Linked DNA regions of Mus musculus: all the other regions are linked to region 1. A link is a loop called in an ENCODE intact Hi-C map of the cell type or tissue named here. Cell type or tissue: left cerebral cortex. All regions are shown on one strand. Links, peaks and the distances in the headings refer to the core of each region. The heading gives the core; the rest is flanking DNA. Region 1 has its middle 2.9 kb from the start of Kirrel3. Region 2 overlaps 7630403G23Rik (RIKEN cDNA 7630403G23 gene). Region 3 has its middle 61 kb from the start of Gm25439. Region 4 has its middle 77 kb from the start of Kirrel3. Region 5 has its middle 22 kb from the start of 7630403G23Rik. Region 6 overlaps Kirrel3 (kirre like nephrin family adhesion molecule 3). Region 7 has its middle 160 kb from the start of 7630403G23Rik.

The links. A loop is a pair of places that touch in the nucleus more often than their neighbours do. Peaks named below come from ENCODE experiments on the same cell type or tissue, not always from the same donor. Only the 100,000 strongest peaks of a DNase experiment are listed, where the experiment ranks them.
Region 2: a loop joins it to region 1, with 8 times the contacts of the local background. A loop is called at or near these places in 13 of 42 quality-filtered maps.
Region 3: a loop joins it to region 1, with 3 times the contacts of the local background. A loop is called at or near these places in 2 of 42 quality-filtered maps.
Region 4: it touches region 1 in a loop (2.6-fold over the local background); 4 of 42 quality-filtered maps call a loop at or near these places.
Region 5: it touches region 1 in a loop (2.7-fold over the local background); 13 of 42 quality-filtered maps call a loop at or near these places.
Region 6: it touches region 1 in a loop (4-fold over the local background); 20 of 42 quality-filtered maps call a loop at or near these places.
Region 7: it touches region 1 in a loop (2.3-fold over the local background); 2 of 42 quality-filtered maps call a loop at or near these places.

The regions. Positions count from the first base shown.
Region 1 is chr9:34,483,670-34,488,005 of GRCm38, reverse strand. It overlaps a transcript of Kirrel3 not described here. Among named protein-coding and RNA genes, the nearest start is that of Kirrel3, 2.9 kb to the left of the region's middle. In left cerebral cortex, for the core only: CTCF peaks have their summits at 1,976 and 2,184 (motif pointing right); DNase peaks (open chromatin) are centred at 1,724, 1,959 and 2,135; H3K4me3 peaks cover 1,340 bases; H3K27ac peaks cover 1,430 bases.
Region 2 is chr9:34,052,636-34,056,971 of GRCm38, reverse strand. The region is part of intron 2 of 7630403G23Rik (RIKEN cDNA 7630403G23 gene); the gene reads right to left. Among named protein-coding and RNA genes, the nearest start is that of 7630403G23Rik, 12 kb to the right of the region's middle. In left cerebral cortex, for the core only: a CTCF peak has its summit at 2,340 (motif pointing left); a DNase peak (open chromatin) is centred at 2,317.
Region 3 is chr9:33,853,908-33,858,243 of GRCm38, reverse strand. No RefSeq gene overlaps it. Among named protein-coding and RNA genes, the nearest start is that of Gm25439, 61 kb to the left of the region's middle. In left cerebral cortex, for the core only: a CTCF peak has its summit at 1,898 (motif pointing left); a DNase peak (open chromatin) is centred at 1,870.
Region 4 is chr9:34,409,778-34,414,113 of GRCm38, reverse strand. No RefSeq gene overlaps it. Among named protein-coding and RNA genes, the nearest start is that of Kirrel3, 77 kb to the left of the region's middle. In left cerebral cortex, for the core only: no CTCF peak of the experiment used is centred there; DNase peaks (open chromatin) are centred at 1,239, 1,474 and 2,143; H3K27ac peaks cover 1,617 bases.
Region 5 is chr9:34,062,287-34,066,622 of GRCm38, reverse strand. No RefSeq gene overlaps it. Among named protein-coding and RNA genes, the nearest start is that of 7630403G23Rik, 22 kb to the right of the region's middle. In left cerebral cortex, for the core only: no CTCF peak of the experiment used is centred there; no DNase peak of the experiment used is centred there.
Region 6 is chr9:35,017,830-35,022,165 of GRCm38, reverse strand. It overlaps Kirrel3 (kirre like nephrin family adhesion molecule 3), which reads right to left. Exons shown (of 17, transcript NM_001190911.1): 11 at 1,975-2,075. Among named protein-coding and RNA genes, the nearest start is that of Kirrel3os, 12 kb to the right of the region's middle. In left cerebral cortex, for the core only: a CTCF peak has its summit at 2,558 (motif pointing right); DNase peaks (open chromatin) are centred at 2,565 and 3,861; H3K27ac peaks cover 503 bases.
Region 7 is chr9:34,199,030-34,203,365 of GRCm38, reverse strand. No RefSeq gene overlaps it. Among named protein-coding and RNA genes, the nearest start is that of 7630403G23Rik, 160 kb to the right of the region's middle. In left cerebral cortex, for the core only: no CTCF peak of the experiment used is centred there; a DNase peak (open chromatin) is centred at 2,660.

The sequences.
Region 1 (4,336 bases), core at 211-4,210:
TCCCCTAACAAGGACAGGCAGCAGTCTGTCTTTGCATTTGAGCCTCTCTCCTCTAATGAGCACTCCATCACTATAAGGATGCCTCTTCTCCAAAAGGTGCTGTGAGTTTGATTGCCAAGGAGAGGCCAAGGTCATAGGCAACAATTTCTTAAAAACCTGCAAGTCTTTTACCTGTCATGAAATCCACACTCAAATCAAACTCCATGTCCTCCATGATAGCAACATGAATTTTTCTAGGTCTATTTACTTGATACACATTTAGGCATGCCATGGGGGAAAGTAAAATTGACCATGCCTCCAGGAGCTTGTGATCCAAAGTGGAAGTTGAGTGCATACAAGACACAAACTCTAAGTATCTTACAAAGCAACACATAAAAATATGCAGTGTTATAGAGAGTGGGTGAAGAGGGACTAAAGGGAGAGATGGGGAAAATGAAAGATGCTTTCTCAATGTGCGTCATTCAACATTCAATTACAAAATCAATCATTACTTTCTGCAGTCTTTGGACCTTAGGGAGTCCTTTTAGGGATCTCTTACCCTTCCATCAGTATTACAGATATGGGGCTTTGCTGACTGCAAGGCACATTCCAACTCTGAGTTTCCACATGGATGTTAAAAAATGTTTCTTAGAATTTATGAACAACAAAGAAGCAGGGACGTATGCATAAGTGTGTACTGGTAGGAGCTGACACCTGGCAGTGACATTCAAGATCTATAAATTAGTAGGTGTATGCTTTCTTGACTTTTCCATTCTTATCATAACAGTTTGTTTAACTACATCTCTTAGAGGCTGTTAAACATATCAAAGGGAAATCTATAAGCATGTGTGTGTGTGTGTGTGTGTGTGTGTGTGTGTGTGTGTGTGTGAAGATGTTGAATAGCAGAGGCAGCCCCATCAGCCAAATTTGCAAGGCACAGAAGCAACATTAGCATAGCCTTGCTCCATTAGCTTGGCATAGAAGAGATAATGCAATAAAGCACAAGAGGTAAATCAGAAACACGCAAAAGATGGGTATTAATCCCAAGTAGCATATGCGATATATGAAGGGTGAGGATCTGGCATATATAGTGTTGAACATCAGCAGCAGTTTTTCACTAAATATTCAGGACTAAGGGAGATGAAAGGTCTGAGTCCCACTTCAAAGGCCAAACCGAACCTGCTAAGATGTAGAAGGAATGTACCTGCCCAGGCAGCATTTGATATTTTAACTAAAGATTTATCCTCTCAGCTGTTGGTTAATTTTCATTGCAAGCTTCTAAATGGCCCGCGGCCCAGGTTTAATTCAGCCCCTCTGGGGGAAATATTTTAAAAAACAGGGTCGTGAGGCCAGTGAAGTGTGCAATACACGGCTGGTCATCAGAAACACATAGCAGTGTATGCACACCATACCGGCAAGGCAAGCTCACTCTTGGAAGAGAGGAGTGGGAGTCCAAGGTTGGGAGGACCACGTTTTGCTTTGGATCTTGTCTCCAGGATCCGCCTAGTGACCCCCTACGCTGGTTGCGGACCCTCCCCTTTTCTAGCCAGCAGGGTGTGTTTCCCCCAACCCCGGACCCCATTCACTCCCTCCCTCAGCCTCCGGTCTCCCGCAGAAAGAGAAAAGGCTTGGATTAAGTAATGAGAGGACTGCTTCTAAAAGGACCAGGAGGCGTTTAAATCCTGAGTGCCGGAAAACCAACGGCAATCTTCCGCGGCTACCACGTGGGGCAGAGAGAAGGCGAGCGATACCTGCAGGACCCACAGGCTGCCGGGCTCTGGCGCCGGCGCCGGCCCCGACGGAGGCCCCGCCATCTCCGCCCGCGCAGGCTGGCGGCCTCACCTCCTCCGGGGGCTCGGTTAACCTCCCGGCTCTGTAGGATGGCCTGCTCGCAGTTCGCTGCGAGGGAGGAGGGAGGCAGGCGATGAGAGGACGGCTCCACCTGATGGAGAAGCTTGGAGAGTCCTTAGACCGGTAGTGCGCATCCAAGAGGGGCAAGGAGGGTGAGCACCATCCCTGCAGGCAGCCTCACCATCTAGGGGGTGATACGCAGAGGACGGAGTCTCAGAGCACAAAGCCACCGGGAATGGTAGCTATCAAGAGATTGCAGAAAGCCAGCAACTTGGGAAGCAGCCTAAATTCAGCTTTCAACACAGACAGACTCCAGGTCTCCTTGGAGTCCACTGTGAAAGGCTGGGTCCCTCACCAGCAGGTGGCACCCTCTCCAGTCTTTCTTCTCCAGGCTTATAGCCTGGGAGGGGGACTTCACTAGGCCCCCGGACCTGGTCCCCAGGCCCTTAGCACCAAGTGCTCTGTCCTTTGAATACCCCCCCCCCCTCGGTCCCCTACCTCCGCTTAGTTTCCTGCGGGGTAAGCTGGGAGATCTCTCAGAGAGCCGCGTGCTGCTAGGTGTCCACAGAGAATCGCACGTACCTTCCAGTTCTGCTACTTGCTGGCCAAGAAGTTGCAGAAGGACCAAGCCCCCATCGGATAGCTTCCAAGTCCTGCTCTCTGGCAGTGAGCATGTCCTCTGCTCCCCACTAAGCCACGATGAAATCAAAGGACTCTACAGACTCAGGCTTATTATGGTCCCAGTGGCCATTTTTCAATGACTGTCGTGGCTCTCTGTCCACTACCAATAACATCTATTGCCCAGGTTTTCTGCTAATGCTCAATTGGAGATTTTAAGGCGTGTAGAAAGAGTATTTGATTTCCTCTTCTTGCAAAGTTTGTCCTTTATTTGGGGGAGAGGTATACACCCAGGAAAAACCATGAAACACCACACTGGCTTTTTAATAAGAAAGAAATTGCCCTGAAGGTCATCATCTATCGCAGATCATCTTTTTTAGATGGGATCGGGTTGATTTGCCTGATAGGGCAAGGAACTACAGAACTAAAAAAGTCAGGACACAGGGCATCTTGTGGCCTAGAGCCTCTGCTGGTACTCTACTGGCTCCCCACCCCCACCACACATTGTCTCAATGTACCCATGTGCATACGTAGGACCCCCTAAGGAGAAGGAACGGCTTCTTTACGAGTCAGGCAGTCAGCACCGAATTCCCAACTTATGACGTCTTTGCAGTACATACATTATAAACCACATTCTTTTGATTTTTACACATTCTGCCTGTTCTGGTTGAAACCTTCTTGCCCAGAGATTTAACACATTTTGAAGGGGTCCCTACTGGGAGCTCAGAGTAAGCTGACTCTCCATGCCTAGTGAAGTTAATAAGGGCTGGAAACTACATACACTTCTAGAAACCAAATGGTTTGCAGAGGCCCTCTCTGGGTGGCAGCCATCTGACCCGGGCAGGGACAATCTTCTAGCCTATTTCTTTTTCATTTCTCTGAGCTACATTTCTTGCTCACATAGGTGTAGCTGGATTATAAGACCTTAACCCCTGTTCGCTGTGGTTGGTCTCTCTGTTGTAGTGGAAATGGCCGGAGGAGCCAGGTGTTCAGCTTTTAAAGAGTACTTGTTAAAGCCCACCTGATTCCCCAAAGATTAGGTCAGCCTCTGGACTGGCCCCTGTCCTGGACATTGCTAATGGCTATGCATATTTAATGAACATGGCTATGTCTTCTTCACTTATAAAATGACTAGTCTGAACCTACAGATCTTTGAGGTCCTCCTCAAACAAACCCTTCTGATTTTGACAGGCCACAGTTCTCGGCACGGAGAGATCAACAGTGGTGTCACCAACGTTATCAGTGTTAGGGTAGTTTATTTTCAGGTGTCCATCCCTGGGAAATCGGCTGTAGCCATGAACTCTCTTGGGGCCCCTCTGATGTCATGGGTTCCAACTTTCACCGGCTTCAAATTCATTCTACTCTGGATCCACGACTTGCTTGTGTGCTCTCCTCTTCTCCTTATTTTCCCCCTTACCATGCTCACATGCAATCTGGGTTCTGGATTCCAGAATAGATTTTCTTCAACATGAATCCTATCATTATGTTGAATGCAAACCCTTTATTAACAAGAGAGTGATGATGGCAGTGTAGCTGATGGGAAAAGAATTCCTTTAGCGTCTGTGACGGCCACAGCACTTTGCACTTGATCCTAACGTGAATCACATTTTACTGCAAAACATCTTTTCTCTGATACCCTGGCTACTCGATGAGTGTAGGAAGAGCATCACTCTAGCTTGCTTGTGCCTCTGCTCTCGTTCTGGTAGGCAAGAAACACCAAACACACTGTTGAATGGATAACAAAGCTTTACCTAGTGGCCCACATCTTGCCTCCTGTTTTCTAAATCCAATTTAACTTCATCCTCACTCTGTTATTAGGTCATTGTCAAACATCTGGCATGTGCCTGCCATGCTCTGGCTGTATTTTATGGGGCTGGGTAATGAATTG
Region 2 (4,336 bases), core at 221-4,220, 430 kb after region 1:
TGGAAGGAGTCCTATTGTAGGACGATGTCATTCTTTATGCGATGTCACTCTTTATGCATTTGTTCATAGAAGTCACTTGGATTGCTTCCAGATCTGCAAACTCTTAACAAGAGACACTACAGACACTTGAGGTATTGGTTTTGTGTGAATAGAAAAAAAAATTCTCTCTCTGAGATAACATTTCCAGGAATAGGATTTCTGATTCATATAAACAATAAATACATGTTTAGCTTTATCAAAGTGAGAAATGACATGGCTATACTGCTTCACATGACCACTAGCAGCAAAAGGGGATATGAGCCACCCTGTGAGCTAACCAGAGCTTGGCACTGACAGAATGCCTTTTTCATCATAGCATTCTACTAGGTATGAAGCAATACCTATGTGGCCTTAATTTGTACTTTGCTAATGGCTATTGGTGCTGTCAAATTTCTCTCTCTCTCTCTCTCTCTCTCTCTCTACCTCTTTCATCTATCTATCTATCTATCTATCCCTATCTCTCTCTCTCTCTCTCTCTCTCTCTATCCATCTATCTATCCCTCTCTCTCTATATATATATATGTATATATATGTATATATATATATACATATATATATATACATATATATACATATATATATATATATATATATATATATACGTGTGTGTGTGTGTGTGTGTGTGTGTGTGTGAGTGTGTGTACTTTTAATATATAAACCTCCTCTTACATGGAATGGCTGTTTTTAAATAACTTTTAAATTCCATTGCATTTTACTGCTGAAATTGTGTTATCTGAAGATGAATTTGCGAATGAACTCTTATGCCCTTTTAGGTCTTACAGTCCATAAGCTCTGCTTGTTTTCTGTACACTAACTCCTCATGGGTTTCTGTTACTAGTGTTCTTTAGCATGGAGATGCAATGCAGTGGAGCACACTGGGTTTACATCTAAGCATTTCTTTTTTCTTGAAGCTATTTTAGACAGTAAATTTGTTAATTATTTCAAACTATCCACTATGTGGAGAACCAACTTATTATTTGTTGGTTGACATGGATAAACTGGTTTCCTACTTCTGTATCTCTCTTGGAATTTTTCTACTGAGCAGATTATGTCATCTGAGGGTGGGGGTACTTGTGTGTGTCTCTCACTTCTCCTGAAATTCTCTCTTCTCAAGGTCACTGCCTTGTTTTATGCTATTGTGTATCCACAATGGAACAGTGGAGAGAAAAAGTATGCAACTCATTGTCCTTGTCACTTGGTTGATATTTTGAATTCTGACATCTTCCTCAACCCTTCATTTAGGTGCTGCCTTACCAGAGTTCTTTAAAAAATATTCTGAATTCTGCATATATGTATAGCTTCATTCAATTCAAGGGACAATGGAAATTTTGTTTACCTATTTTTGCATCAAACTATGACCAGAGACTGTATTATGGTGTATTCTTATTTCCCAAGCCATTTCCCCTTCCTTCCTCATATTCCTGTCTCCTTCATCCCCCACATTCAGGCTTCTTTTCTGATTTTAGTTCCAGAAGTCATCTAGGGCGAGTTAGATGCCTACCCTGAAACAGAGAGAGGGATGGAGAAAGGGAGGGAGAGAGGGGGAGACATAGACAGATGATTAGACATAGATATATAGAAGGAGGGAGGGAGGGAGGGAGGGAGGGAGAGAGAGAGAGAGAGAGAGGGAGAGAGAGAGAGAGAGAGAGAGAGAACAAATAGCGCATAAAATCCTGGCTTCCTTAGTATTGTGCTCTAAGAAATTGAGCTAAATGAGTCTAGACACAAGGCAGGAGAAAACTTTAACTCAGCTTATGTTCAGATTATTTCAAATTAGCGAGTTAATGAACCCCTGAAACCACAGAAATTATTTGGATCAATTTACAACACAGGAAATCAATGGAAGCATTCTTTGGTTGGCCGGCGTGGTTATTGGTAATTCTGCACCATTCACATCTAGAAATGGCTGTGTGGACAGTTGCTGCTGGAGGGCTGGGGACCTGCATGGAGGGACAGCACTGGGAGCCAGTCAGGTGAAAGAACCAAGGGCAGAAGTCCCAAGTGCTTCTTGGGAGGTCTTAAGTTGGGTTTCCTCCATGGCTCTGGAGTCCTCCATAAATCTTAGCTCTCTGGTAATAATCTGCTCGCTCTCTGCTGAGCTGGCTGGTGAGGCTGAACAGAGAAATTCTGAAAACCCAGTCGGTAAATTCCTTCTGTCCACTAAAGATTTGGAAGTTAGGTCTGACCCACCCATATGAGGCTGCAGTTTGCTATCTGGGGGCACAACTTCTTTTATTATTTCTCTCCCCTTGTCACTATGTCCAGAGGCTATGAGAGCTGGTCTGCAACATTGCCATCTGGTGGCTCCAAGGTTGCATTCAGGGCTCAGAGTAAGAAAAAGAAAAAGGACTTTCTTTTCTCTTTATTTCTTTTCTCCAACTCCACCCACTTTCTGTCTTTCCCTCAAGCCATTCTTTTCTTTGGATATTTTCAATTGATTTGGGTTGAACTTTGGACACATCCATGCAGCAGTTTTAGCTTCTGCTCAAGCCAGTTCGCTCTTCCTGGAACCCAGAGGGAACTGATCTGAAGGACAAACATAGGGATTTGGAAAGCAATAGAGTTTCTGATAAGAAATTTCAACGTAAATAGAGAAAAAGTCGCTGAGATACATTTTTCCCTTTGCTGGAGTAACCATTTAAATGCTTAGTTTCCTTAGCACAGGCAATATATTTAGCCTAGGGACTCCTTTAAGTTTTTATGGTTCTGTTTTGGGGTATTGGGGTTTAAATGTGAAATTTCCCCCACAGGTTCAAGGCTCTCAACACTTGTTCCCCAACTAGTGGTACTACTATTTAGAGAGGTGATGGGATCTTTAGGAAGGAGAGCCTTGGTAGAAAATATATATCACTGAAGGTAAGACTTGAGGGTTTCTAGCCTGGTCCTTCTTCCTGTTCTCTCTCTTCATTGGGACTGCCTGGTACAATGTGACAGGCTGACCTCAGGGTTCTGCAACCATGCCCCACCCACCACCACACCCAGCATGATGATCCCTATTTATCTGGAAATGTAAGCCAAAACCAAGCCTTCCTCTATGAGCTTGCCTTTCTTATGTCAGCTGGACAGGAAACCAAAATAGAGGGTGATTGTGTGTGTGTGTGTGTGTGTGTGTGTTTGTGGGAGACAGACTGAGAGAGAGAGAGAGAGAGAGAGAGAGAGAGAGATCTGAAAAACTCCTTTCTGCAATTTTGTAGCCCTTTCTCATGCTTAACCTTACAAAATGCTTTGTTGTTTTATAGATTACCTATTTTTTCAGTCTCTGAATAAATCTGCAGAGCTCTCCTGCTGTCTGAAAGTTTTAGTATTCTAGTTGGCAATGTCTTTTAACTGCTTTAGCCACCTTAACAGGACATGGTGATGATGAGGTGTAGGATGTTTTTATTTCACTCCTGTTTGCATCTTAGGTCTCTTCCCCATGTTCTTTGCCTTAAGAATCCCCCTCTTACTTCTCCTTAATGTGATACATTCTATAATAAGTTCCAATTCCTTGATGTATAAAGGCCAAAACATATCTGATGTTCAGGAAAGACTGCTCACTGAATGCTTTTATGTATAGTGTTTTTATTTATTCTTTGAGAATCTCATACATACATACAATTCACACTCACCACACTCCCCCTACTTAACTCCTCCAAGATACCTGTCACACATCACCTCCTCTGTCTCTCTCTGTCTCTCTGTCTCTGTCTCTCTCTTTATGGTGTGCTCTGCCATTGGGCACTGGCAACCAGCTTCTATTTGTACTTGATAGTTGTCACAAAAGCCAGCTATGCAGGACACTTAAAAATTAGTATATCATTTTAGGAATTAACACAGCAGGAACTTCACTTTAAGCAATGAAGTGAGACTGATTCCAGGGCAGCAGGAGAGAGAAAGTGGGAGTGGACTGCTGCTAAGCTATCTGTCTGACAAATGACCACAGTCTGCAGAGCTGAAGATGAAAATGATTTCCTGCATGTGAATTTAGATGCATTTAAGCACAGACATTTAACCTGCTTCATTTTCACAAAGGGAAAGATCTAAGCAACGTGGAAACCACAAACTAGTCCACTCATAAATACCGAGAGATGAAATAATCACCTGGAACCCAAGTGTGAATTAGAATTGGGAACTTTATTGTGAGGCAAACGCACTCACAGAAGGGCTATAATTATCTGGATCACTGATAATAGTTTCACCTGGCAGACAGGAGGCAGAAAAAAGTAAGCTCTGTGGCTGAAGACTGGTGTTACAGACCTTGTGTGACAAAACTTAAGGTTTAATTTTTGTTCTTAGTTAATTCCTTATATATAGAACC
Region 3 (4,336 bases), core at 67-4,066, 630 kb after region 1:
TATATATATTCATGGTAATGCTGGAGTAGACAGATCCTCTGAACTGTTAGTGCAATGGAGATTCAACAAGTCATTATGCACAGTGCATAATTCTTATAGTGATAATAAGAGTTATATTTCTGGCTTCAGGGTTTACTCTGCTATGACTTTTTATGATTAACATACATTCCTTAGTATTTTGCATTACTTTAACATACATTCGTTATTATTTTTCTATGAAAAAGAATAGCTTACACTGTCAGCAGTCACTCCTCTCTAATATTTTCATCTTCTCATGATTTCATCAAGAGGTAACAGCAAGTGAGTCACCTATAACACTTTGGTTTGAAATAATGCACTCTTTGTTGTTAAGACGATGGCAGTGACTGGAGAGATGGCTCAGTGGTTAAGAGCACTGACTGCTCTTTGAAGGTCCTGAGTTCAAATTCCAGCAACCACATAGTGGCTCACAACCATCCATAATGAGATCTGATGGCCTCTTCTGGTGTGTCTGAAGACCACTAAAGTGTACTTACATATAATAATAAATAAATCTTTTTTTAAAAGACAATGACAATTTGCCTTATAGTTCAGAACTTGCGCCATCCACTAAGTGTGACATAAGTATAAAATAACCACACATACCGGATAACAAAACATGTACATGTTATTTAGAGTTGTGTGATATGACTATGTGACAAGTAGCAGAATATGGGCCATGATTGCATGGGAATACTTACAAAATTCAATGAAGATTTCAGACCAGCACTGTATCTTGTGAGGGCCCCGAACAATGAACAGAGCAGCAGTTGTTAATCTTCCTAACTCTATAAAATGCTGTTCCTCATATCACAATGTCTCCAGACCATAAAATTATTTTGCTGCTTCATAACTGCAATTTTGCTGCAAATTAATATTTGATATGGGGCTCACGACCCACATTGAGAACCACTGGTATATTGCATCTTGTGTTAAGACTCAGAGATACATAAGTGATTGTATCCAGTGATGGAGATGACCAAAGTGCGGCAGGTAGTGCGAGAAAAGATGTCCCATTAAAGGTAGGATTCATAGAGCATTATACCCTATGATATGTTCTAATTTTAATATTAGATTTTTTAGTTGTTTTGTTTGTTTGTTTGTTTCCAGGCAACATCTTTCTATGTAGCCCTTGCTTTCCTAGAACATGTCTGTACCTTCTTCCAAGGCCTGATAATGATATTTTAGAAAATCCTCTCTTTAATGCTTTTATGATAACAAATATCAATTGATGCACAAAGTATTCCATATTTTGATGTTGCTCTATTAATAACTCAACCCCAGTTTCCATCCTATGGTTCATTTCAAATTCAAAAGTTTCCAGCAGTTGATCAACAGGTGACATGTTAGCAGGAAACAGTGAATATACAAATTATGGCTGAGCAATGATGTTGTAAGTGTTGAAGTTGCCAAAAATAGTGAGCATTCATCAAACACAGAGATAGGCCTGCCTTGTTCAGTGTAGGAAACAAATGCCATAAAAAGCAGCCATGAGAGTAACTATCTTAGCCCAGTGACAACCACCACCAGTCTCTATGTTAACAGTACATTGGCAGTTTCCTTGTACCTTGGGAATCACTTTGTATTATTAATGGTCTCTTTTCCTTGTTGAAATCACAGCAAGATTCTTAACATTGAAATCTTTTAATTGAGGACTAGAGACATTAAATGACCTCCCCACCACCACTAACCCCAACACACACACCCAGAACCACCAGACCAGGCTACCTGGGATCTTGCAGCTCTCTACTGTTGGTTTTGTCTCTATTAAAGTTGCCTGGTGGGCTCCATTTGCCTCTCCTCCCAATCTTTCAGTTACTAAGTCTACTTAGCCTAAACTCCTTCTCCCATCCTGCTCCCTCTGCTGGCCAGATGTCACCTCACCACGACAGGAAGCATCTGCTGTCCCAAGAATTCCTTCATGGGGGTGATCTTAATATTTCCTTTAATTCTCAGCAATGCACTGTTGGAATCTAAACATAATTCATTTAATTCTGATGACTCTTCCTCCGGAAGATAATAATAATTTAAAAATACTGCAGATGAAATTAGGGGCCTCTACTGGATCCCTGGCCTTAGTATTAATTAATGAAGCTTGAAATGAGCTGTGATTAATTGCAAGTCCAGAAGCACAACACACAGTGTGATGAATATGTTCAGATTTCAGGGAGAAAAACTTTCCAATGGTTGCTTGAGGCAGGAGCCTCCACAGTAATAACCAGTTTGGTTTCACAAATGTGTCTTGACTGTAAAAATTGCAGAGTACGTCAGCCCTGGAGTGAAGTCTGCTGATGACAGCGCAGAAGCAGGGGTCCGTAGTCATCTGCACAGCCAGAGCTTTATAGCTCTCATCCATCCCGCTCTCTCCTCCTCTGTCTTTTCCTTTCTTCTCTCCCTTATTTACAACTTAAATATGGGCAAGAGGAGAAGAGCTCTTCATGTGATGGAAGATATTTAAAGAATGGAACATACACTGATGCTTTAAAATACAAGGAAATTCATCTATGGGATGTTTTACCCCTTTCTTTTAAGAAGAATGGTAGACAAAGTTGTTTGGTAGCACACAGGGATGGAGGAGGGACTAGATCATAAAACTCTAGAGAACTAAGAGTGGTCTCCAGTCTTTAATTGTTCTACTGTCATGAGTTATAATAGTGAATCCAGGATATATACCAATTAAACAATACATGGCAACATGAGAGGAAGTTGCTGTGATGGAATTCTGACCCACCCAGAGAGTAATAAGAAAGATACGCTTAAAGCTTAACGTTGGAGCTGTTTCATGGGAGTCCTTGCTTGACTTGCAGGTTAACAGTATCATCTTCTTGGCCAGTGTCACCGGGTTCCATGTTCAAGACATCTCATTTATTGTGATGTTCTGTGGTTGCTACCTTGAAATTCTTAGTTTGGTGTTTATTTTGTTATTGTTTGTCTTTAAAAATAAGGAGTCCCAAGTTTTCAACTTGCATGGGATCCCTGGCAATCATCCCTCCACTCTCATCCACTGGTATGAAATCTCAAACACATTGCACAGCCTCTTGGAGCTTGTTTTCTGTATCTGAGAGTGAATGGTTGTGGCATCTGTATTAGATATAATAATAATTAAGCAGAGGTAATAGGAAATGATCTTATGAACAAAAATTTTTATAAAAAGATAGGGCAAAATTATTAGCCATCCTGAGACTTAGTAGGTCTTACATAACAACATCTTCCATGAAGTCTCCTTGAAAGTTTATGGGGCTGTTTTATAGTTTTGCTAAATGTGCTGTTGGCCCAGGTTTAAATCTATGCTGCATTATTTAGAACAGCTACACCCCCAAATTCAGGTCTTCTTCCTCTTCTAAGAAGCATGGCTCTCAGGGGGACAAGAAGTAAGAGGAGACAGTGATGGTCAGAGGAAACACAAGACGCAAGAAATGATTAGACCTGGAGGCAGAGGCTTCAGCACAAGGCCACATTTGCAATGATTTAAGGGCAGCATTTAATAGCAGTTTTTCTGCTAGGTGCTCAGCCATGAAGGTCAGAAAAGCAAAACCTCTGCCTATGGCTTTTATTTATCCAACCACATTAGGAGTTAGAGGGTAGCCTTTGACAGCAAAGGATGGAGGTGAATATGCTGCCTTGAACACTTTTCATCACTTCGGTCTTTGTTCTCTTCTGACCTCGGTAGTTTCTCATAGTACTGAGTGAAGATGAGCAGCTAAGAGTCCTTGGCATGTGGAGCCCCAGAGGGCAAAAAATGCTGCTGGGGGATATGGGCCTTGTGTCATGGCAGGGAGTCTCATAGCACAGACTCAGATACAGACTCAGGTATGGGTACAGGAATGCTAGGAGCCCCCACAGAAATGTGTTGTGCTCCTATTTGTTAAAGCTTGCAGTACCAGCAGGTCAGAGAGGGTGCACTGAGACATCGCCAAAAAGCATCAATACCTTACCATTAGTGCTGGGTATGCACCTTGTACTGGTGGGAGGAAAAAAAGAGAAATATTACAAGATTTGTTGAAAAGTATCTGCTGCTTGAGGTCATTTGTGAAAAGCACCAGGTCTTCAGGTTTAGTTACATACGTACCAAGACACCACAGGGATGCCCTTATTGTGCAGAAAATTTAGTGGGCTGTAGTTTTTTTACTGTAATTCATGCATTACTGATTCCCAACTTCTGATTATTTGTGAAGCCTGGTTATCTCTTTGGGAGTCTTTTAAAAGTATCAGGAAAGAGTAGCTTGGATACAGCATGGCATGAGCAAGGGCCTGGGTTCAATTTCCAATGTCCGTCCAAAGAAAACATTCAGAAATTGTGATGTAGAAATGTGTGTCC
Region 4 (4,336 bases), core at 125-4,124, 74 kb after region 1:
AAAATGCTAAAAGCTTGAAGTACGGAGCTTGTGTCCAACCTCAGGAAGCTTTTACTTCAGGAGGTGAGATGGTTGCTGGATGCAGCTTTGCAAGATGTGATTCAGGACAACAAGAACCGCATAATTATAGTTCCACAGGTTACAGTTGGCTTCTCCTCCATTAGTCTTGTTGACACATTTCATGGGACTCTCTGTACTCACCCTGACCTGCCAAAATGCTCTCAGCTTCTGCCCTTTGGCTCAGGCTGTGTGGCTGGCAAGCTATCCTTCAACCTCTAACTCCACTGTGGAGTTAAGTTCAAATTAAGTCCCCCCACTAGTGAAGCTAGTCCTGTTCCTTTTCAAAAAGGCAGATGGGACCAACATTCTATTAGTTCTTAGCTCCCATGTTGTGTCTCACAGTGTTGTGTGTTTTTTCCCCTTTCCCTTCTGGGATCTAAGTGCCTCAAAGTCAGGACCTATAGATTTCAGCACAGAATTTACTAGCAGGATGTAGTATGCAACAGTTTAGTTTGTCTATACACACTTGTATACTTGCTTGCGGGGGACACAGGTTTTGAGGCCCTTTGTTCAGACTCTTAGCCTTGAAGTGACATGATGTCAGTGGACTCTTCAGGCCAGACAACAGCAAACCTAAGGGGGAGTGGTGTATATTTGCTAGCCTCAAGTCTACACAGATCAGAGTTTGTAAATGTTGCAATGAACTCACCCAAACTTGTCTCTCAGGCCTGTTTTCTCACCACCATGATTCCAATTCTTAGGTAGGTTGCTTTTTGCAATGGAGGGCAGAAGTGGTGTTCAGCATCCCTCGGTTTGTATCCCACTTGCTCAGATATTCAGAGGAAAGAGAGCTCCCTTTCTTAGAAATACTGACACAAATTCAAAGCCGAGCCTTTGTCACGACTCTGATTGGCTACTCCTTTGTTGAAAGGTCATGAGCCCCTACTTAAACCAGGGAGAGAGAACAGGTGTAGACTCGCACAAAGAAGAGAAGGCGGGTGGATGCTAAGCAGCCACAAACAGCAGATGCCTGAGCCAGGGTTGTTTAACTTTTCCTGGGAAAATACTCCACCACCAAATTATGTTCCTTAACGCTGATTTCATTTCTGATGCTAAACAGGCATTGTATAAAAAAGTGCATGCATTAATCATAAGATAAGTCATTCCCAAAGCTTGTGAAGATCTCAGGGCAGCTTGTCTATGGAATACGCACCTCAACTCACAACCCATGCAAAATGATCCTAAAGAAGTCACTGAGGCGTGTTGAAGAGTGGAGAATGCTAATTGCAGCAACATCTATCTAAAAAGAGCAACAAATTCTAAAATAACAAATGACTATCTCAAGTGGAGTATGGGTTAGATACCTTATAGTACAGTCATTAAAAATGATGTTCCTGCAATGTACTTGATATAGAAAAAAATGCTCAGGGAGTTATGATATAATGCTAAACAGAAATGCCAAGATGGAAAGCGTTTATATGTTGCAATCCCAAATTTGTGTGAATATGCATAGCTTTAGCAAAGGCTGGGAAGAAGCACTCAGAAATGTTAAAAGTTTTGGGAACGGTAAAATTACCAATGAATTTTCCCTTCCTTTATATTTTTCTGTTTCCCAAATATTTTCCCCCAACACATTTTGTAGTTTTTGTATGCATGCTTTTGCATCTGGGCAAGTAGAAACACACTGCATTGAATTCACGCTGATTGCAAAGTGGGACGGTCCATCTTCTCCAGGGCTGGGCTAGGAACAGACTCAGGATAAACTTCACGACTTCAAGGCTAGGCAAGAGGACAGACACCTTAGCTTCCAGTTAATTCCATGTGGGATATGAGGAGGAGGCTTCCTGGCTGCTAACTCAACTTGCAGAGCAGGTAGATGTGTGTGTGTGTGTGTGTGTGTGTGTGTGTGTGTGTGTGAGAGAGAGAGAGAGAGAGAGAGAGAGAAAGAGAGAGAATCACTCCTCCTTGGAGGACTGCAATAAAGGAGCATATGTATCAACTAAAAAAAATTCCTTGGCAACAAAAGCTTTTTAATTGAACACAGTCTCTTCAGCCAACTTATGTAAATTCTATCCCAATTTTGGGCATCTATTTTGAGCACAGAGAAAAGCGGTATGAATCTTGCCCTAAAATTGTGCTCAACAGAAGGGGTGACGCCATATGGATGCCATGCTATGGGAGCCTGTCACCTGCTAACCGCTATGAGAAATTACAGGTTCTAATCGCTTTCCTGCTGGCTAAGGAGTCCTAGTGGGTGGGAACACTTAGGGCATCAATGTAAGATGTGACAGGCAGATATTCTCCTGGGGCCTCATGGCCACAGGTGTGACAGAAGTCACAGAGTGAGAGGAGAAGGGAGCAGTGAGCTGTGAGTGGGAAGAGTGCTGGCTTTTTTCACCAAAAGAGAGGGAGCAGAGTTTCCTCTTAGGCTACTGTGACCTGCACTTCAGGTTTAGCAAGTCTCCCAGCTAGAAGGCAGTGGGGCCCTTTGGTGAGTGGAATGACCTAGGTAATTATCTCACTGAGAAGCTGAGAAGGAAGAGAGTGATCTACCCACTACACTGTATATGTCAGAGGGAACACAGGCTTTCCCAAGGCCTGCTGCTGGTACCCTCCTACTCGGGGAACACTGAGCACTATCCATCACTTCTTTTGAGTTTCAGAAGAAGGATGCGTTTTGTCATAGAGCCACTCCCTCCTGCCATGGGGTCTTTTAGTAAGGTAGCAAGTTAGCATCGGGAGGGAGTAGAGGTTGCTAGGTTTCACACTCTAGGTAGCTTCCTATACATCTCGAGACCTTTTTTTTTTTTTCTAGAAAGGGTTCTTGCCATAGATAAAATGGTCATTAAATACAATTCAGCAAAAGATGCGGACACATTTTTCTGTTTACTCTCTGCACACCCCAACCTCATTCACTCCAATTTTCAGGCCAAAGTCATAAGCCAACTCAATTTCTGGGGTTTGGCCTTTCCCTTTCCTTGATCCTAATTTAGAGCTTTGTTGGCTTGGGCACATAGACTGAGGATGTAATGAGTTGAGTTGTAGGATGCATGAAGATGGAGCTGCTGTCGCCTGTTTTATAGGCACTAGCTCAGAGAGGACAGAGACCATGTCCCTAGTAGGGTACATGGCAGAAAGCTGAGATGAGAGATCTGATTAAATCAATGTTTCCAGAGTTTCTGTGGGTCCTGTCTGAAGCTATTTGATAAAACAGAGCACAGGAGGCCAGTGTGACTAGTTGCAGACAGTTGTGTGTACAAAGCATTCAACAACAGGCCATGAAGCCAGGGTGCTGGATACACAGCAAGTAGAAGGTTAAGTCTCCCTGATCTAGCTGTACTTCTTTTGCCTGGCTAAAGAACATTTAGGTTTTATGAGGAAGATATGCTATCTAAATTACCTACCTGGCTTAGAACACATAATAGCTTTCTTCTCTGCTTTTCTTCTCTCTTCCCTTGCTTCTAGCATCTCTTCACCCTACCCCTGGTCTCCATCTTTCTTTTCTCTTCTCTCTTTCTCCATCCCTTTCTCCTTTCTTTGTTTCCTTCCTTCAATTATCATATGTGTTCATCAAATACTTGCTGTTCTATAGGTGCCATGATAGTGACTTGGAACAAAAGAAAAACATGAGTGAAACATTCCTGACTTGATGGAATTCACAGCCTAAGAAAAGACACAAGCACGTCAACAGTCACGCTAGATCGAAATGCTTTTGTGGACATGGGGGGTAACTGTGATGATTCATAAGAGAGCTTCTACATCAGACTACCAAGGACTACAAATTGTCAGTGGGGTTCTGTGATGGTTTATGAGTGTGAGTGTGTGTGTGTATGTGTGTGTGTGTGTGTGTGTGTGTGTGTGTGCGCGCGCGTGTGTGCATGCCTGTGTGTTTAAAGAGGCAGGCAGAGACAGACATCCATACAGTCTAGGGAAAGTATTAATTCACTGAATGAAATCTTGGGACAGGTGTCACTTCCTAGACAAGCCATCCGTGACACTTCGTGTCTTCCATGCTGTTTAAATGAAAGCCTGAGAAACGGGTGTGGAGCACTTTGCACAGATGCTGCCTGCCCCACAGAAATGGTCAGAACAGTGCTCGGTGGTCATAATACCACGTTTTCTTTTTCATAGTTTTTAAAAGGAGTTTGGGTTGGGTTTTAATTTTGTGTGTCTTCCTATGGGTTTGTGCATGTCCATGAAAGGAACTCTCAGGCCAGAAGATAGCATCAGAATCCCCTGCACCTGGAGTTGTGAGCCCCCAGACACGGAGGCTGGGAAATGAAATCTGGTCCCCTATAAAAGTGGTAGACGCTCTGAATGGAGGATCTATCTCTGG
Region 5 (4,336 bases), core at 80-4,079, 420 kb after region 1:
TAGTAGGAGGAAAGAGGTCCCAGAATCAGGCAGCAGAGTTAGAGATAGACTCTGCTCCCACTCTTAGGAGTTCCACAAGGAGACCATGCTACACAACTGTAACATGTGCAGAGAGCCTAGTTCAGTCCCAGGCAGGCTCCCTGGTTGGAGTTCAGTCTCTATGAGACCTCATGAGCCCAGGTTAGTTGATTCTGTGGGCTTTTTTTTTTTGTGGAGTCCTTGACCCTTCTGGCTTCTACAATCCTTCCTTCTCTTCTGCAAGATTCCCCAAGCTCCATCTAATGTTTGGCTGTGGGTATCTGCATCTGTTTCCATCAGCTGCTGGATGAAGCATTTCTGATAACAATAGGTCTAGTATAGCAGAATATCATTAGGAATCATTTCTTTGATTTGTTTGTTTGTTTGTTTGTTTGTTTGGCTGGCTATATCCTAGGGCTGTCTAGCCTCTGGTTTCTGCCCTTCAGGAAGCTTGGGGCTGGCAGCTCCTTCTCCTGGCATAGTTCTCAAGTTTGATTAATCATTGGTGGGGCACTCCCACAATTTCTTTGCTAACTTTACTCCAGCACATCTCCTAGGCAGGACAAATTGTAGGTTAAAGGTTTTGTAGTTGAGTTGGTATCCCAAATCCTTGCCTGGTTACAGGAGATGGCTGGATCAGGCTCTGTATCTCCCATTGACTGGAGTCTGGGCAAGATTCTTCCTTTGGATTCTTGGGAGTTTCTATCACCCCAGGTCTTCCCAGGGATGTCCCCTAATTCCAGGAACAGCAGAGACCAGGTTGAAGAAGGAGTAATGGGAGAGACAGAGGTGCCTGGTGTTATTGCAACTTGATATTACATGTTTGGTTGATATCACTGGGAGGCCTGTCCCTTTCTGAAGGGGAAAGAAGTAAGAGTGATTAGAAGTGGGATGTGAGGGAGGGACTGAGAGGGGAGGAGGGAAGGCAAACTGCAGTCTGGATGTAATATATTAGAGAAAAATAAATAAAAAAGTTAAAAAATGTTATGGCTTTACTTATGACATTTATATCTCTAATACATTAAAGTTAATGTTTATATAAAAAGTGCTCTTCATTCTTGTGTTTATCTCAAATGGTAGCATATACCTTTGATGGTTTGTTCAGCCAAAATCCATGGATTTCATAAATTGTAAGAAATGCAATAAAATGATATATTTTTTGTTTTCATGCCTTTGTCAGTTGCAAAGACTAAGTAGTAATCCATGTTAACTACTTAACCAAGTCTCTACTTTTTTCTATCATTAAAGTGCTGCTCCAACTCCATAGTGTTTGTATATAACTTCTTTTTTTTACTATTATATGACGTGCTTCATTTTATTTTTAAAAATATATTTATTTACATTCCAATATTTGCCCTTCTCCCACAGTTTCCTTGTCATTCCTCTTCCCACTTGCCCCCAAGAGGCTGCTCCCTCCCGCACAGCATGCCTACCCCCTCCCACTTCCCTTGGGCCTTAAGGCTCTTTTCTATTTTCTCCCACTGAGGCCAGACCAGGCAGACCGCTGCTATATTTACCAGGGGCCTTGGCCTGGTTCGTGTATGCTCCTGGGTGGTGGCTCAGTCTCTGGGAGCTCCCAGGGATCCGGGTTAGTTGAGACTGCTGGTCTTCTTATGGGGTATCTCTCCCCCTCACCTTCTTCAATCCTTCCCCTAATTCAACCGTAGTGATCCCTGACTTCAGTCCAATAGAGGACAGCCATACCAGGCTCCCATCCGTAAGAACATCATAGCATAACTTCTTAAAGGCTCGCTTTTTTTCTCTGAAGTTGTGTGATTCCTTTTTTGGTTTTTGTTTTAGGGGTTTTTGGTAGTTAGTGTTATATGCTACAAGTTTCTAGTCTTTTTCTCCTTTTCCCTCTCACTCTCTACTTACATTGTAATCTCTCCTACCACAGGGCCCTTGCCTGCTCTATTCCTTAGAGTCCTCCCTCTACAAAATTCATCTGGCTGCCCCTTTAGCTCTGAGTTCACCACTTTATGTATAAAATGCAGTAAGAACCCAAACTCAAGACCCCATGGAAATGGTATTCATAACAATTTTTACTAGCATTATTTTGTGGGTTTTATGTTTTTGAAATTATAATTAAAACATTTCTCTTTTCCCTTCCTCCCTTCGAAGGCTCCCAGATATGACTCCCTGCTCTCCTTTCAAACACATGCCCTCTTTTTTCACTGACCATTATTGCAAGTGTATATGTCTATTTCTAAATATAACCTGTTCAGGCTCTATAATGTTACTTGGATGTATGGTTTCAGGACTGAACCCTTGGCATTGGATAACCCATTGGTGTGTTCTCCCCTGGGGAAGACCACCTCTCCCAGTTTCAGCTTTTCTCAGATGCTTATATTTTTTTTTGTATAGGGTTGATGGCTTAGTCAGACGTCAATAGGAGGAGAGGCCCTTGGTCCTGTGAAGGCTCTATGCCCCAGTGTATGGGAATGCCAGAGCTAGGAAGCAGGAGTGGGTGAGTTGGTGAGCAGGGGGAGGGGGAAGTGGGTAAGGGGAGAGGGTCTTCAGAGGGGAAACCAGGGATAACATTTGAAATGTAAATAAAGAAAGTATTCAGTTAAAATGTATTTATTTATCTTATTTTATGTGTGTGTCTGTATGTCTTTGTGTTTGTGGGGTGTGTGTGTGTGTGTGTGTGTGTGTGTATGCACATGTGAGCATGAGCCCATGAAGATCTGAAGAGATAGATTATCAGATCCCCTAGAACTGGAATTGCAGGTGATTATAAGCCACCCAATGGGTCCTGGTAACCAAGTCTGGGTCCTCTGCAAGGGCAATGAGCGTTCTTAGCTGCTGAGCCATCTCTCTAGACCCATTGTGTGAAGTCCATTTAGCTTTACCACTTGCAAACAAAATAATAAATCATAAAAACAAGTGAGTGAATGACTACATTTTGATTTTTAAATTTCTAAAATCAAAGGTCATTTGTAATTAAACTCCATAGAATCTAAATGCTAGAAGACTTCCACACTTGATTTCCAAGTGAAAAAAAAACAAAAACAAAAACAAAAACAAAAACAGAAGGCTTATTGAACTACACAGCACAGTGCTTCAAAGAACAGAAATATTTGCAAAGATAAAGTAGGGGACTGGGCAGAAGGTGAGGTGCACAGAAAACACATCCTGAAATGCTCCTGTGACTAGCGTTTGATGGCTGCAATAAACAATCAGAGTGGTTACTTCTGTCCATCTAATTCCTGCGAGTGTGGAGTCATAGCCCACAAAGGCTTCTAACACGCTTCTCTCATAGTAAACTAAAAAGCATTAAGAAGTATAGGGGCAGCCAGGCAAAGGAGGCCATTAGTGGCCGGATATGTACCAGAGCACTTTACAAACACCGAGTATAATTTTGTTGGCCTATTTATGAGTTAAAAATATACATTATTTTGTTTGGCCCATTTTCCATTTTATACTCTCCTGGGAGCCCTACAGAAGCACAGCTCATTTTTAACTCCCTCCCATTGCTCCTCATTTTCTGTCTACTCATGTGGATGGGAGGGAAAGTCTCTGTGCCATTGTCAGCTTCTCTGGAGCACTCAAGCTACCTCCCCCAGAGCAGGCAAAGTAAGGGTCTCATATTGAGAACTTTCCATTCTAAGCCCAATTGCTTTGTCTTGAAGGACAAATCCAGGGCCCTAACTACTGACTAACTGGGGTAGGTGGCTTCCAGGCCTTGCTCCAGGGTGGGGCTGAGAGGTAGCAGGGGTGGGAATGCCATCTGCACACACACCTTTGCTCGTGGCATTCCCTTTATCCAGGATATGTCAGCACAAAGAGCTGGAGGACCCAGCACTTGTTTTTTAGGATGGGGTTCTAACAGGTCACATTTGAGGATGTGTCTCATTAAAACATATAAGCCTCCTGTATATTAAAATCCGTGAGTGGGGCACTGTGCATCTCCTGTCTGAACATCTAATAGTCCTTGACAGACAGAATGAACATGTTGATGGCACACATCTTTACCAGTGTCTCATGACAGGAGAGAGCAGGCAAAATCCCCTGAACAAACGAAATGTCACCTGGAGCCCAAACATAAGAAAGCAAGGTTTGTTGTGTTATTTTTTTTTTTGGTAGATTAGAGATCAGCTCCTTCTAATTAACTTGTAGTATGTATAAATAAGCTAGCATAGCTGGTTTTGTGAATTAAGAGTATTCTCTAAGCCAACTCAGTGCCTGTTTTTACACTGTGGCCCAAAACATTCCTGTGAAGTTGATATTACCTCCTGACTTGCAGGGTTGCTTTCCTGAAAGCCTCTGCTTTGAGAATTGAAAGGCAGACTTTCCTCTTTCCTTGTTAATGAGCTTT
Region 6 (4,336 bases), core at 103-4,102, 530 kb before region 1:
CTTATCCACCGTTTTCACCTCCCCCTGTTGATATCATGGTATTGGCCATCACACCTAGATTTGGAGACTTTCTTTTTTATGGGAATATGTTCAAAATGGTGTGCTCCATCATCTCCATCTCTTTGTTTATAGGGGTGAACTTTATCATGTCCACCATTTCTGTAATCTTGCTCCATGTTCAATGCCAGAAAGCACAAGTGAGGGCTTGGCTTCCTTCCCAGCTGTGGGGCTGTTTGTGGCATCCTTGGTTTTACTCACTAAGGCCAGCACCCTTCAATGCTGTGACAACCACAAAGGTCAGTAGACACTGCCGGATGCCTCTAGGGGACCTAGGGAGAGCCACTAGCCCAGAAATAAATAGCTATAAAGAAAAAGATGATGGAAAAAAAAAAAAGCTCTAGGGTGTTTGAGGGGGAATCTTTTACAATGGCCACAAGTTATAGTTACAGTTTAAAAAAAAAGTGAATGGGGAGACAGAGGTAAAAGTGACTATGTGCAATTATTTGCAATGTTGTGTGAATCTTTCAGACAGCAAATGAAACAGATGCCTGGGACAACATTTAACAGCAATAATCTTCTACCAATGTCTTAGTTTACCAGGCAGCATTGCTGGCACACATAGGCTCTTATTTGAGCAGTGCCCATCTGAGCTACAGCCTTCCAGCACTGTTATACTGCAGGCTGGCTTCTGGGCAGTCTTCTAGTAAGACCATCTGTCGTGGTTTGAATGAGAATAGCTCCCATAGGTGCATATGTTTGAATACTTGATCTACACTGGTGGAACTGTTTGAGAAGGATTAGAAAGTGTGGCCTTGTTGGAGGAGGTGTGTCACTGGGGGTAGGCCTTCTGCTTGCATATCAAGATGTGGACTCTTAGTTGTTTCTGCCACTGTGTGCTTGCTCTGCCATCATGGACATTATCTAACGCTCTGAGCTGCAAGCCTAATTAAATGCTTTCTTTTGTAAATAAACTCTGTTTTCTGGTTTCCCTACAGTGATACAAAGTAACTAAGACACCCTCATTGAGGCACGGGGTTACTAAAGTAACACTTGCCTTCAGAAGTGCTACGCAATGCTCTCCTTTTCTTTGTTTTTATACTGGAGCAGCTACCAGTTTCAGATCGATGTGGGGTGGTGAGGGTGCATTGTGCTTAGAAAGATGGATTAGTGGGCTAGGTGTTTGCCACAGAAGCCGGGTGTCCCGAGTTAGATCTCTAAAATGTACATAACTGTGAAAGGAGAGAACTGATCTCACAAAGTCCTCTGATCTCTCCTGCTGATCTCAGCACTCAGTCCACCTTCACATCCTACTCACACAATGATAATACATTTAATTTTTTAAGTCTTTCTTAATAAAAGAAATGTAAACACCAAGGTGCAATGAAGGTGGGCTGGGGGGTGGGGGTGGGAAGTTAGGTGGGCTGTGTCTGGTCTTCCCTGGAGGCTGTGAGGTTAGAGGAAGAAAGGATAATACAATGGCCATTTTAGAGGGGGCTTCTCCATATGGAAGGCACAGAGTACCTCCTGGACACCAGGAGGAGAAGAGGCAGAAGAGGATAATTCTGGGAGGCCCGGGGATTGCTGGCAGTAAACTGCACTCAGTTTACAATTTTATGACATTGGCTTTGAGCCCAGGAAAGAAAAGAAATGAGTTGTCCATTCCTGCTGCTGTTTTCAGTTGTCCTCTGCACGCAGGGTGCCTAATTCAGTCTGAATCACCAGTGTTAGCACTTGGAAGCATGTATACTATCCCCAAGCTTGCCTGCTCTGAGGCAGGAGGCTGCCTCCTCTTAGCTCATCTTCAGGGTATACTATCTCAAGACACAGCAAGGTATCATTTCATTCTAATGGAGGGGAAGGGGAGCTCCAAGGCTTGCACCAGTTTTGGGGGGGGCACCCGTGTCGCTGGATGCCGGGGGCGGGGTGTAGGTGCTCTGTGGGTACCTCACCACCTTCCCTCCCAGGAGCACTCACAATTCGGTCAGGCGGTGGTGTGCTCCGGATGAAGCATTTGATCTGGCCCTTCTCTCCGTGGAGGGCGTGCTGGGTCTGTGTGCTGGAGATGATGGGGGGTCCTGTTGGGAAGATGACATCATGTTGGGGATGCAGGAAGGGCAGAGCCCCAGCTGGCACCCTCTTTTGATGGGTTCAGAAGCGTGTCCACCAATCCAAGCATTCAGCAAACGTTTACAGAAGACCTGTGCGTGCAAGGCAGAGTGCGAGGTAGAGGACCTGAAGATAAATTAGGCATTCCGTCATAAACGTCTCCTGGGAACGCGAGTGAATGCGTCCAAGACAGAATTCCCAGGATATAGTAATAACATGAAAGGTGGTGAGTATTCATGCCACAGGAGTGGTGCAGATAAAGACTAACTGGCTTCAGAGGAGAGAGAATAATTCTATCTGCAGGAGTGTTTTGCAAAGGAGATGGTGAGCTTGGGAAGGGAGTCGAGGCAACCACCAATATGAGAGAAGATTGCCAAGCAGATGGCATGGGAATGCCATCCAGCCTTGCTTCCTTGTTGGAATTCAAGCAATTTCTCAGTTTTCCAGCAGAGGGCAAACTTGCCTAAGAAATTGGGTATCTGTTGGGCCACGAAGGAAAGGAAAGTGGCGCTGTTCCTTCACCAAGGGTGGGAATTACCTTGCAAAAGGGATGTCTGGCTAGCTGACCTCATAGCCTAATCCTATACAGGTCCTAGAAGATCCTCTAGCTTACTGTCTTGTTTTTCTCCACATACACAACCAGCCAGGCCAGTTGAAACCACAGCTCCAAACCTGACTCAGTATTATCCCAATCAGTGTGTGTGTGTGTGTGTGTGTGTGTGCGCGCGCGTGTGTGTGTGTGCAAGCCAAGGGATAGCACCTGGAGTGAAGCCTGTCTCACTGACACTTCCAGTTAACTGCCCTTTATCTCCTTTATATAACTTGGGCTGGACTGGTTCAAGAATGAGGGTAGGGATGAAAACATTCTCGCGTGATCCCAGTCCCTGGGGTGATGGTTGGGATTTAGACCTCAGGAAAGATGGCTAAGAGGGAGAGATCCTGAGAAGAGGCAAAATTATGCTGGAAACAAAACAAAAATTGCCGCAAACATAATTGCTGTTTATTAACCACCTTAATTAAAACAGATTTGCATTTCTATGAGTGGTTCTCAGCCAAGGGGAAAAACAGGTATTGGGAGAGATGGCTTCTGAGTTCGGAATGGGAATAGCTCTGTCTGATGCACAGATATGGGAGACCTCAAGGTAAGAGCTTTGTCCACAGAAGGCTTTAGAAGTGGGCTGAAGCTGGCTTTCCTCCCCAGAGTTCCTCTACTCCAAGAAGCCGTTGGCTTCGAGCCACAGCGACTACATTCTGTGGCACCTGGGTGATGCTTTGCTTTGCAGCTGGGGTAAGTGATGATACCATAAAGAATCTTTTCCTTTCATTTCCCAGGAACTAGGAATCCCCAGGGGGTTCATGGGTCTCTAAAAGCTGTCAACAAATACATATACTTTTTTTTTTTTGGCTTCTTGAAAGAAAACCAAAAAACTAGGATAAAGGAAAGCAGGCTCGGAGAACCAATGGGTAATTGGCAGCTATCTTCCCCTTCCTCCTGGTACCTGCTTTGATCCAGCTCAGATTATAGTGGTGCCAATTCATTTCCCAAGGCCACAGGTCTGGCTGTCACTCACAGGAGGAGGGCTGTGAGATGGGTGTGTTCTAGACGCCAGGGCCGCCGGCTACCACCTCACCACCCCTCCACCCGTTCTCCAAATACAGGCAGGATAGACAGTTCCCAGCTCTTGTGGTGGCTGGCATGTTCCTCTCTTTGCATCATTTTTTTCTAGGTCCCAGTCACACAGTGACTAGCAGAGAATAAGCAAGGGGCAGTTCCCTTCCTCCTGATGATTCCTTCAGCCGTTCTCTACCCAGCAGCCCAGGGAAGCCATGCAGGGTGTGGGGGAAAAATGGACAGAATAACTGTTGGCTGGATGCCAGAGCCTAGGCTGGAATGTGGGTCCTTCTGAGGGGTGTGTGTGTGTGTGTGTGTGTGTGTGTGTGTGTGTGTTTCCCAGGAGCAAAGGAAGATTTCCCCCCCCCCCCAAAGTCTTTTTAAGTTCCCAATAAGAAATGCCTGAATGTCTTAAAGCAACAGTAAAAACGCCAGCCCCTCCTTCCTTTCCCTTAGACACAAGGATGCTCAGTTAGTAGCTCCAGGCAAGTGTGTGTCTGAGGGTCCCGAGCCTTGGAGGGAGGGGGGGTCACAGCTGACAACAGGCATGGCAGCTTGGCTCCTCAGCGCCCTCCCCAGAGCGGGCAGTGGGGAGGGTTGCCGATTTCACTGTGGCCT
Region 7 (4,336 bases), core at 271-4,270, 280 kb after region 1:
GGGAGCACATATTACCAACACCCTTCCAGTGCTGAGACAAAGGCCCAGTGGGGCTCACTGGTTCATCAGTGACTGGTTATTCTGCAATTGCTGCTCGGTGGGGAAGAAAGGAGCCTTCAATAAATTTGCCAGGTTCCATGTTTGTGTCACTGAAATGGCGGGCAGTGACCCGCCTGAGTGACCAGCGTGTTCTGCTGGCAATTAGTTGCCAACCTAACACAAAGCCCGCTGAGCCTGTGGTTCACGCATCTCTCTCTCTCACCTGCGCGGGCTGGCTGGCTTTCAGCCTCTTATCTGGCTGAAACATGAAAAATTCGGGCTTCCTGTTCCCAGAGCAAGCTGGGATGAACTCTCCTGCACAGACAGTATTTAATTTGTGATGGCTTGATGAGGTTAGTCACCTTGCTCGGCACCGCTGTGTTTTCCTGGCCCCGGTGCTCCACAGACTCACTTTTCGCTGGTGCCTTGTCATTTGGGGTTGATGGAAAGGGATCTGAGAGGAACAGAGGAGAGGGGCTCTTGTCTGCCTGGGTGGTGCCGCTGCCCTTTTCAGCTCATCTTCCTGTTGGCCCTCAGCTGGCAGCTGCTGCTATACTCCCCTTCCCGCAGGGCCCCCCAGATGGGAAAGAGGAAAGATTAGCTCTTCTTGCATCTCGTGCCAGGGCTGTGCGGTGGATTAGGCTGGCAGAGAGATCCGAATAGCTTCATCTTCAGGAGTTGGAGAGACTTCTCAAGGTCACCCTGCAACCGCAGATGCTTTAACGTTGCGCTGGGACAATGCCTCCCAGGTCAGTACACTGGCTGATTCCTTCAGCTCTGACTGTTAAGAGTGCTCATCAGACTCTTTTAGTATTGGCACTGCTTTTTAAATGTCAAGTATCCTCCCCCCCCCACAACCCATTTTTTAATTAACTCTTTGAGAATGTATTTTCATCATGTTCACCCTCCCCCACTCAATTCCCCACTCATTCCCCCTTCCAAGTCCACCCAACCATGCTATGTCCTCTTTTATTAATTTTTAACTCATCCAATTGTGCTGCTCATAGGCTCTCAGGGGTGTGGCCTCCACCGAAGGGTGGTTGACGCACTAAGGGCAGCATCTTTAAAGAAAGCAGAGTCTAACAGCTGTCAATTGCCTCCTAATCTAGGAGTGAGGTTCCTTGTTCACTTCCTCTTTTCCCGCTGGAATTTTGTCTGGCCTGAGTTTGCACACATCTTATGCATGGGGTCTTTCTTAGTGGGAGTGAATTCATATGTGGGGCTGCATTGCAATATACAGAAAAAAAATCCTGTTTCCTTTCGGTCATTCACTGCCTTTGGCTCTTATGAAGTCCCCTCTTTCACAATTCCCTGAGTCTCGGGGAATGGAGATGTGATACCAATGTCTTATTTTAGGCTGAGCATCTTGAAGTCTTTGACCAGTGTGGGTCTCTCTCTGCCTTAATTGCCATCCACTATAAATGGAAGCTTCTCTGGAGAAGGTTTAGAGATGTACACATTTATGGGTGTAACAGTAAGTCATTAGGAATTGGTTTAATTCCACCAAATACTTGTTGTAGTTCCTTCCTTAGGGCTCATGACTTCTTAGAACCGCAGGTTGTAGGCTCCCATAACTGGTGGCAGCAACGTTTTCCACTTAAGGAATAGTTCTTAAATTCAATCAGCAAATAGGAACACCTATGATATTTGTGCTACGATTTCACCAGTGGTCATTTCTTGCCAGGGTAATCATGGTTGAGGCTTGCAGAGTAGTCATGGTGGTAACTTTTCTACTCCAGTAGCGTGTATAGTACCTTCCACCACCACAAAGCCAGCCAGTAGTGATGAAGCTCCCAGGTGAGTACCAGCTTGATATTCCCTATGACTCAAGAGTGTGTTATCTTCAGCAATGTTGTCTTACCCTCAAGTTCCAGAGGGTGGCAAAGAATATTGGCAATAGCCTATAATGTTTATGGGTCTGTAGGACTTCACATGTCCACAACTCAAGAAGATGTAACTCATTTCTGCCTCTGGGTTTTGTATTTGTTAGTCTGTTATAACTGATAAGTGCATTATTGCCTCATTACAGGATAACTCCATTTAAATTCTTTTACTCTATATGAATGTATGTATTTTAAGATGCTTCTATAGTAGTGGGTTTCCATATGAATTTTTCAAAGTATTACCAGTTTCGGTTTCTCCCATTGTATTCATGCCTCTTTCTTGCCCTCCCCCACACTGGTCCTCACAATTTAACCCTTTCTGTACCATTATGCCCCTTAAATCCTTTATACAACTGTGTTCTATCTCCCCTCCCTTGAAATTTCCCCCATGGCCCCTTACTGATATCCTGACCTTAATAGATATTCCAAGAGGAATATAAATATCTCAAGATTCACAACTCACACCCATAAATGGAAGAAAAGTATGCTATTCGTCCTGTGGGTCTAGGCTACCTCACTCAGAGTGACTACTTTTAGCTCCACCTATTTATCTGGGGATTCTTTTAAATAGAAGTTTTTCTTGTTCTCCCTAAACACTCAGGATTGTACTTACAATCCAGAATCTTGATTCTGGAGCTGGGTAACTGAGGTCTTACTCATCAGCATGCTGTAGTGTTCCTTTTTCAGACACATAGATGCCATCCAAGAACTTACTGATATCCTTGTTTGTAACTGTTATGGCTTGCTGAATCAAAGCTGCTGAATTTGAAACAAGTTCAATATCATGTCCTTCAAGGATTTACTCATCCTTCTGGGCTTAAGAAACAGAATAAGCAACACGTGTCCTCATCTGAACCCTGGGATTTTTGTTTTTCACCAAGAAATTTTGTATTTCAACTAGAGACCCATTCTCCTGAATAATGATGCTGGTGGAGAAGGGAGCAGATTTAGGCCTCATCCTGTAATGGAAGCCCAGTGTCATGCTCTTGACTGTGTTCTGAGTATGTCTACAGAGAGTTCATCCAGTAGCCAGCTCCTTTCTGTTTCTTCACCATTCGTAGGTCGACCTGGAGCTTCCTCCTTTACTTTGCAAGAAGACTGTTCTACATTGGTATGATTGAAGTCTCCACTTGGGTCTTTTACAGTAACCATGTACCCCATCAGAGTGATGTCCACATTTTCTAGAACAGTGGTACTCAATTTGTGGATTGTGACCTCTTGGGGGTCTTATGTCCCTTTCACAGGGATTGCCTAAGACTGTCAAAAAACACTGATATTTATATTACTATTCATAACAGTAGCGAAATTATGGTTAAAAAGTAGCAATAAAAATAATTTTATAGTTGGGTGATAACCACAACATGAAGAAATGTATTAAAGGGTCACAGCATTGAAAATGTTGAGAACCACTGTTCTAGAATGTCTACAGTCTGATTGCTGATTTTACTCCTGTATTATGGTGGTGCTTTTCAGAAGGTCCTTCCCTGAGCCATGAAGTTCCAATATATTTCCTACTTTCTTGTTTATTAGATTCAGGGTATCAAGGCTTATGTCAAAGTCATTAATCCATTTGGACTTGAGTTCTGTGTAGTGTGTGAGAGAGAAGAGTCTATTCTCAGCCTTCTACATGTAACTATCTAGTTTGAGCAGTACTGTTTATTGAAGATGCTCTTTTTTTCAATATGTGTTATTGGGCTCTTTGTCAAATATTAAATGGCTGTGCGAGTGTGAGCTTATATGTGGATCGTCAGTTCTATTCCCTTGATTAACTTGCCTGCCTTTATGCCAGTCCTGTGCTGTTATTGTCATATTGATACCTGTACTACTATCATTTGTAGTAGAACTTGAAATCTGGGCTGATAATACTTCCTATTGTCCTTTCATTGTTTCAGATTGTTTCCACTCTCTTGGATCTTGTGTGTTTCCATATAAAACTTACGTCATTTTTCCAGTTTATGCAAAGAACTACACTATGATTTTTGCTGTGGATTTTATTGAATCTATGAATTGCCTTGTGTATTATGGACATTTTTTCACAATAATAATCCTTCAAATCCATGAGCATGAGAGATCTTATACTATCTTCATCAGTTTCCTTACATAAATCTTTAACTTCCTTGGCTAGATTTTCGATGTCATTGTGAATGGAATCGTTTCCTTGATTTCTTCTCAGCATATGCTTGTAATTAAAGGCTACTGATATTTGTGTGTATTAACTTTGTGTCTTGCTACTTTGCTGAATTTGTTTATCATCTGTAAAAGATTTCTGGTGAAGTCTTTAGAGGTTTTTATATATAAAATCAAGTCATCAACAAATAAGAAAACTTTGACTTCTTCCTTTCCTGTTCTTATCTCCCTTATCTCTTTCATTTGTTTTATTAGCCCAACTAAAGCTTCTTATAATATATTGAGGT